3 separate regions of the Homo sapiens genome follow, and regions 2 and 3 are each linked to region 1. Evidence: read pairs that join two places in POLR2A ChIA-PET (ENCODE). Cell type or tissue: OCI-LY7. All regions are shown on one strand.

The links. ChIA-PET counts read pairs that join two places held together with the same protein. Peaks named below come from ENCODE experiments on the same cell type or tissue, not always from the same donor. Only the 100,000 strongest peaks of a DNase experiment are listed, where the experiment ranks them.
Region 2: POLR2A ChIA-PET joins it to region 1 with 5 read pairs; 3 of 35 experiments call an interaction of 5 or more read pairs at or near these places.
Region 3: POLR2A ChIA-PET joins it to region 1 with 5 read pairs; 2 of 35 experiments call an interaction of 5 or more read pairs at or near these places.

What each region holds. Positions count from the first base shown.
Region 1 is chr2:203,431,279-203,433,778 of GRCh38, reverse strand. ABI2 (abl interactor 2) reads right to left here. Exons shown (of 12, transcript NM_001375670.1): 12 at 1,610-2,500. RAPH1 (Ras association (RalGDS/AF-6) and pleckstrin homology domains 1) reads left to right here. Exons shown (of 14, transcript NM_213589.3): 14 at 1-97. Among named protein-coding and RNA genes, the nearest start is that of RAPH1, 100 kb to the left of the region's middle. In OCI-LY7, a CTCF peak has its summit at 1,935; DNase peaks (open chromatin) are centred at 728 and 1,358; H3K4me3 peaks cover 851 bases; H3K27ac peaks cover 1,782 bases.
Region 2 is chr2:203,257,823-203,260,322 of GRCh38, reverse strand. The region is part of intron 4 of CYP20A1 (cytochrome P450 family 20 subfamily A member 1); the gene reads right to left. It also overlaps the pseudogene RN7SL670P. Among named protein-coding and RNA genes, the nearest start is that of CYP20A1, 20 kb to the right of the region's middle. In OCI-LY7, no CTCF peak of the experiment used is centred here; no DNase peak of the experiment used is centred here.
Region 3 is chr2:203,157,552-203,160,051 of GRCh38, reverse strand. NBEAL1 (neurobeachin like 1) reads right to left here. Exons shown (of 56, transcript NM_001378026.1): 36 at 2,227-2,353. Among named protein-coding and RNA genes, the nearest start is that of CYP20A1, 80 kb to the left of the region's middle. In OCI-LY7, no CTCF peak of the experiment used is centred here; no DNase peak of the experiment used is centred here.

The DNA of each region.
Region 1 (2,500 bases):
AAGAATCTGGTTTTGCATTTCATGTCAGGGTACCCAAAACATAGGCCATACACAGAAGAAATTAAGTGTGGTAAATAAACTAGTTTGATATGTTCAATTTGTTAACTTTTAAGAGTAGTTTATACCAACTAGGGAAATTTGGCCATTAAATACATTGGTGATTAAGTGACAACAGCTTTTAAAGAAAGACTTTTCTTCTCAGCCGGGTGCGGTGGCTCACGCCTGTAATCCCAGCACTTTGGGAGGCCGAGGTGGGTGGATCGCGAGGTCAGGAGATCGAGACCATCCCGGCTAACATGGTGAAACCCCGTCTCTATTAAAAATACAAAAAAAAATTAGCCAGGAGTGGTGGCAGTCGCCTGTAGTCCCAGCTACTCGGGAAGCTGAGGCAGGAGAATGGCATGAACCCAGGAGGTGGAGCTTGCAGTGAGCTGAAATTGTGCCACTGCACTCCAGCCTGGGCAACAGAGCGAGACTCCGTCTCAAAAAAAAAAAAAAGGTAAAAAAGATTTTTCTTCTTTAAACAAAGAACTAAGTACAAAGTAAAGTAATACAAAAAGGAATGCCTTTTGTTTGTTTCAAATCTTTGGAGTCACAATTACGTGTTGGACTGCCATGTGAAGGTATGTATAAATGTATAATGTGTTTGCAATCACTTTATTATGTACCAAACTAGGGCAAAAAAAGTGGAAGCCTTCCCCTTTCGTTCACCATCTGTCAATCATACGTGGTTGTGGAAACTGCACCTGTACTTATGCCTTCAGAAGCAGCAGTGTACACAGGCTGACAGGAAAACAGAACGCATGGCATGTGCCCCTTAATTGGCATATGCCCCAGATCCACAAAGCCGTTCAACCAAATGTGTAATTCCAAAGTAACCCAAAAAAGTCAAGCAATAGGCTTATTAACAAAAGATTGGATACTATCTATCTTTGAGACAAGACAAGACTGCTCTGACGCCTAAAATCCTATTCACAAATACGAGAAACCCATAAATGTTTTAGCTGGGTATTTGTTTCCTACATTATTCTTCACCTTACCTAATGATACCAAAATAATAAAGGTACAGAGGAAATAAGATGGGCTTGAAAAGTGAGAAAAGCTGAAACATCATTTTGGGTATTGTGAAGACAAACTTACTTGCTACCCTCAGATACATCATTAGAAAATTCTTTTATAATCTAGGCTCTCATAGCAACAAAGCACAGGCTAGTTAGTGGTTTGTCTTTTAGATTCACTTCTGACCAGTCTGCAATATTTTTTAGTCAACACCCATCTTCAGTGTTTGTCTGTTGAATTAAAAAAACTGTACATTAACAGAATTAGATTTGGAGAAAAGTGGTAAGAAAACCCCAGGTGCGAGTGGAGCAAAAACAGGATTAGAAAGTTCTTAATTAGAACAGCTGTCTTCAGGGAAGAAACTTGAGATCAAATTTAAAGCTCAACATTTTAAATCTTTGAAAATTTAAAAAGACGACTTCTTCAGTAATAAAAGGCAGCTCCCTGGTTTAGAGCAACAGAAAAGTCAGATTATCCCTAACACGTAAACTCAAGATACCACCTTAGAAAAAGAGGTTATTTATATAAATAAGTTAACAAGACACCTGAATATACTTTGTGGGATTTTATTTAGGTCAAGTTCTTAGTACACGGCAACAATTCCAAATACAATTAAAAAATTAAAAAGTGATGTTCCTCCACTCATCTGGAGGTGGTTTAATGGCACACAAGGAACATTACTGGCAACAGACTGCTCCCTCAAGTTCCCCTGGATGGTTTTTACTCAACTCATAATACCACCAACTCTCCCTCTGGGAGCTAAAAGTACAACTGGCCAGATCACAAATTGTTTACATTCTTTTTTGTAAGCCATTTTAAGAAAAATGGTGCATGGACACAAAATATGATAAAAACTGCTTTTCCATAGAATTCTTAAGTTGCAAAAGAGGTTTCATTTTAATGTGAAAATAAGCTTTTTTTGTTGGTTTTTCTTTTTTCTTACAAAAAACCTTAAGATATTCAGCAAGGATCATTTATACACAGCTAGGCCCCGCCGTTTCGTTTTAATTGTTTTTTTTTTTTAATAATTATATGAGATTCTCAAAACAGGAACAAAGGTCAGCACAAAGTAAACTTAAAGGTAATGAGCTCAATGCCTCCATTTAATCACTTTTATAAGGCTCTCTCCAATAAGGCTGCTGTGCTGTGCTCCTGCCAGTGTTGGAGTAATATAACATTTTTACTGCACACACCTTATGGGAAAGTGTTTATACTGAGTGTAGTTTTAGGAGGGGTAAATGAAGATTATTTCCACAAATTAAGATTGCACTTAGTACACGCCTTTACACAACTCTGATGGTATTTACCAAAACATGGCATGTCTTTTCACGTATATTCCTGAAAACACCAAATAGAACTCTTAACTTTTAAAGAAAAATACAGCACATTTAGTTAAGACAGTTGTGGTGCAGTGGAAAATTAAGTACTGAGCACTGAGTGA
Region 2 (2,500 bases), 170 kb after region 1:
TGAACCCGCGAGGTGGAGGTTGTGATGAGCAGAAATTGCGCCACTGCACTCCGGCCTGGACGACAGAGTGACACTGTCTCAAAAAATAAATAAATAGGCTGGGCACAGTGGCTCACATCTGCAATCCCAGCACTTTGGGAGGCCAAGGCATGTGGCTCACCTGAGGTCAGGAGTTCAAGACCAGCCTGACCAACATGGTGAAACCCTGTCTCTACTAAAAATACAAAATTTAGCTGGGCATGGTGGTCGGTGCCTGTAATCCCAGCTACTCAGGAAGCTGAGGCTGAAGAATCACTTGAACTTGGGAGGTGGAGGTTGCAGTGAGCTGAGATAGTGCCACTGCACTCCAGCCTGGATGACAGAGTGAGACTCTGTCTCAAAAAAAAATAAAAAGATATGCCTGTAATCCCAGCACTTTGGGAGGCTGAGGTGGGCAGATCACGAGGTCAGGAGTTCGAGACCAGCTTGGCCAACATGGTGAAACCCCGTCTCTACTAAAAATACAAAAATTAGCCAGGTTCAAGCGATTCTTCTGCCTCAGCCTCCCAAGTAGCTGGGACTACAGGCATGTGCCACCACGCCTGGCTAATTTTTGTATTTTTTGTAGAGATGGGGTTTCACCATATTGGCCAGGCTGGTCTCGAACTCCTGACCTCGTGATCTGCCCGCCTTGGCCTCCCAAAGTGCTGGGATTACAGGCAAAAGCCACTGTGCCCGGCTGCGACTGGGTAATTTATAAAGAACGCATGGTGCCAGGTGCCTACCTGGCTTCTGATGAGGCCTCAGGAAGCTTATAATCATGGCAGAAGGCAAAGGGGAGGTAGCAGGTCACATGGCAAAAGCAGGAGCAAGAGAGAGGGGGGAAGGTGCCACACACTTTTAAACAACATCTCACAAGAATTCACTACCGTGAGGATAGCACCAAGCCATGAGGACTCCACTCCCATGATCCAATCACCTTCCACCAAGCCCCACCCCCAACACTGGGGATTACAATTCAACATGAGATTTGCGCAGGGACAAATATTCAAACTATATCACTGACTAATGCCTAAATTAAGTACCTGGCTTGTGCTATGGGGTTGACAATACAAAACTAAAGTAAATTTCTCACATAACGACATAGTCTACAAACCAAAACTTAAAAAACCACCTTAATTTGCCTCTGAATGAGTAGGAGGAGAAAACAATGGAATATGGAACAACAGAAAAGACTGAAAGTTTGGAGAACAGAGCCTGTGATAAAAGATTAAGGAAGTCAGAATTACTTAGTTTGAAGCAGAGAAGACAAAATAATTAAGGCTTTTAACAATAATATTATTGAAAAGAAAAAGGTGCTTCTATCATGATTGAAAGCAAGGCAAAGAGAAATGGGCAAAATTCCTGGGGATACACAATTAAATACAAAATTATTTCTTACTGACAAATGTTGGGTATTTAAGCAGAATAGGAAGATTCTGACTGGTGAGTGCTTAAATAGAGGCAACATAACTGCCTCCAGGGAGGAAAATGAGAGGTAACAGGAACAGCTATGGCAAACAAAAAGCAGGCAGCCTGAGAGCTTCAAAGAACACGACGTATGTACAACCAATACAGAACCTTGAGATACAAAACAGGAATGGTAACAATGAGAGAATGGGAATTTGGGTGCACAAGCCTCCTGATAGCCCTGAGAATACTGGCTATCAGTTACAGATGAAAGCTGGAAAAGATAGAAACTAATCAGCAGCAACCACAGGCAAAGGAAGGTCTTGTTCAGTTTGTTTTTAGAAGCAGAAGTGTGCAGAGTAGAACCAATGTATTAATTAATGCTTACAGTGGACTGAGAAAGTCAGTCTCAAGTCTTAAATGGAAAGTGTGAGTTTCAGCTAGAACTTCCATATGGGAAAAATGGCATTCAACATTTACTAACCGTTTTTTTTTTTTTTTTTTTTAAACATAGGGTCCTGCTATGTTGCCCAGGCAGGAGTGCAGGGGCTATTCACAGGCACAATTATCACTCACAATACCCTTGAACTCCTGGGCTGATGCGATCCTTCCTCCTGAGTAGTTGGGAATACAGGCATGTGCCACTATGCCCAGCTTCCAAATGTAATTTTTAAAAGTGGATACTGTAAAGGCCTGAGGCACAGTGGCTCACACCTGTAATCCTAGTGCTTCGGGAGCCCGAGGCAGGAGGATCACTTGAGACCAGGATTTTAAGAGTAGCATAGGAAATATAGTGTGACCGCATCTCTACATAAAAATACAAAAATTAGCTGGGCAGGGTGGCACGTGCCTGTGGTCCTAGTTACTCAGGAGGCTGAGGCAGGAGGATCCCTTCAGCCCAGGAATTCGATGCTCCAGTGAGCTATAATTGTGCCACTGCACTTGAGCCCAGGCAACAGTGCGAGACCTTGACTGAAAAAAATAAAAAAAGATACCTGATTTACCCTAATGTGATTATTACACATTGTATGTCTGTATCAAAATACCTCATGTACCCCATAAATATATACAC
Region 3 (2,500 bases), 270 kb after region 1:
ATAGTCTCCAAAGTAGATATATATTAATGGCAAACAAGCACATGGAAAGATGCTCAACATTATTAGGTACTAGGAAAATGCAAATAAGATAGAAACGACTTCAAACCATCTAGGATGGCTATAATGAATTTTTACAAAACCACAAGGAAAATAACAAGAGTTGAGGTAGATGTGGAGAAATTAGAACACTCATACCTTGCTGGTGAAAATGAAAAATGACACAGTCCCTGTAAAAAACAGTTTGGTAATTCCTCAAAAGTTCAAACAGAATTATCATATGATCTAACTATTATACTCCTCAGTAGATAACCAAGACAACAAAAAACTTATGTTTGCACAAAAACTTGTACCTGAATATTCATGGAAGTACTATTCATAATAGCCTAAAAGTAGAAACAACCTAAATGCTCATGATTGATGAATGGATAAGCAAAATGTGATTATCCATATTCTGGATAACCATAAATGGTTATAAATGGAAAATTATTTAAAATATTATTCAGCCACAAAAAGGAATAAAGTACTCTCATATGCTATGACACGAATGAATCTTGAAAACATTATTCCAAATGAAAATAAGCCAGATACAAATTGTAGGAGTTACAGAAAATGTCCAAAGTAGGCAAATCCACAGAGACAAAGTAATTAGTGGTTGCCAGGTTATGTGAGAAGGGGAAAACTGGGACCGACCACTCAAAGGTACAAGATTTCCTTTTGGGGTGACATAAATGTTCTGGAATTATATAGTAGGGATGGTTGCACAAACTTGTGAAAACATTAAAAAAACCCCACTGTATTGTATGCATTAAAAATGGTAAATTTTATGTTTGTGAGATATACCTGGATTAACAAAAATAAAGACCTCCCTGGATAAGAAACAGAGAGTTTGTGGCAATCAGACCTTCCTTATTAGAAATACTAGAGGGCTGGGTGCAGCGGCTCACTCTCTGGTGGCCTGTAATCCAAGCACTTTGGGAAACCAAGACGGGAGGATCATGTGGGCCCAGAGGTTCGAGACCAGCCTGGGCAATACAGTGAGACCCTGTCTCCGTAAAAAAATTTAAAAATGAGCTAGACATGGTGGTGTGCCTATAGTCCCAGCTACTCAGGAGGCTGCGGCAGGAGGATCACTTGAGACCAGGAGGTGGAGGCTCCAGTGAGCTGTGATCACACCACTGCACTCCAGTTGAGGTGACACAGCGAGATCCTGTCTCAAAAAAAAAAAAAAAAAAAAAACCCTACAGAAAAACACACACAAAAAAACTGGAGAAAGTCTTTTAGGCTGAAAGGAAATGATATCAGATGATAAATGAATGTACACACAAAGAAATAAAGTGCACAAGTATGATACTTGATAATTATGTAGCAAACAAAGCATAAATAACATATATTTGTTTTCCTCCTATAATTCATTTAAAGACAACTGCATAAAACAGCAACTATGAAACTGTATTACTGAACTTATACAAAGAAATGTAATACGTATGACAGTAGTGACACAAAGAGGAGATGAGGAAATTAATACATTTTACATTTGCTTAAAGAGAGCTTTTGAAGTACAAATTAAAAATTTTAAAATGTATCTAAGGCTTTTCAGGTTATCTGTTTCTTCTTGCAGAGGTTGGGTAATTTGTATCTTTCAAAGAATTTGTTTCATTAAGCTGTCAAACTTACAGGCATAAAGTTATTACTATTCTTTTCAGTCATTTTATTATTTGTGGCAATATCTCCTCTTTCAATCCTAATATAGGCAAATTATGTTGTCTTTCTTTTAATCAGTCTGGCTAGAGGTTTATGTTTTTTGCTTTTTGTTTGCTTGTTTTTAATAACCAGGCTTCAATGTTTTTAATCTTTCTTTTTGTTTTTCTCTTTCATGAATTTCTGCTTTGTCTTTATAATGCTATTTCTTTTGCTTAACAGTTTATATTTTGTGCTGTACATTTCCATCTGAACACAGGTATAGCTGAATCTCACAAATTCGATGTACTGCTTTCATTATCGTACAGTTCTAAATATTTTCTAATTTCAAGGTCCAGTTCCATGTTATCCCAGTTCTAAGAAGCCTTCCTCAATAATCTCAGTTAATACTGATAAAATCCTAACAGCTGATACAGCATTAACTGTTGGACCCTGGAAATACATGGTGTTAGAATTTCAAGCAAATCTTTTCCACGATTTTGCAATCCCCTTTCTCAGAACAAAATAATTTTAAATATTTATACATACACATTTACTCTAGCTGTTATATCCTCTTCAGGAAGGTCTAATTTATCCTCCACCATATCACTAACTTTTACTTGTTTCACTACTTCCAAAAGCAATGTATCACTGGAAGGCTGTGAGTGTTGGATACCTGTTTTAAACACAAAATATCTATTAAACATAAAGTAAAAAACAATATTATAGCCTTTCTGTAATTTCTGACTGCTAATTGTGTTCCTGACTGTTAGATATAACAATATGTATATTATAAGTAAAGACGGTACTTTGATTTAGAGTA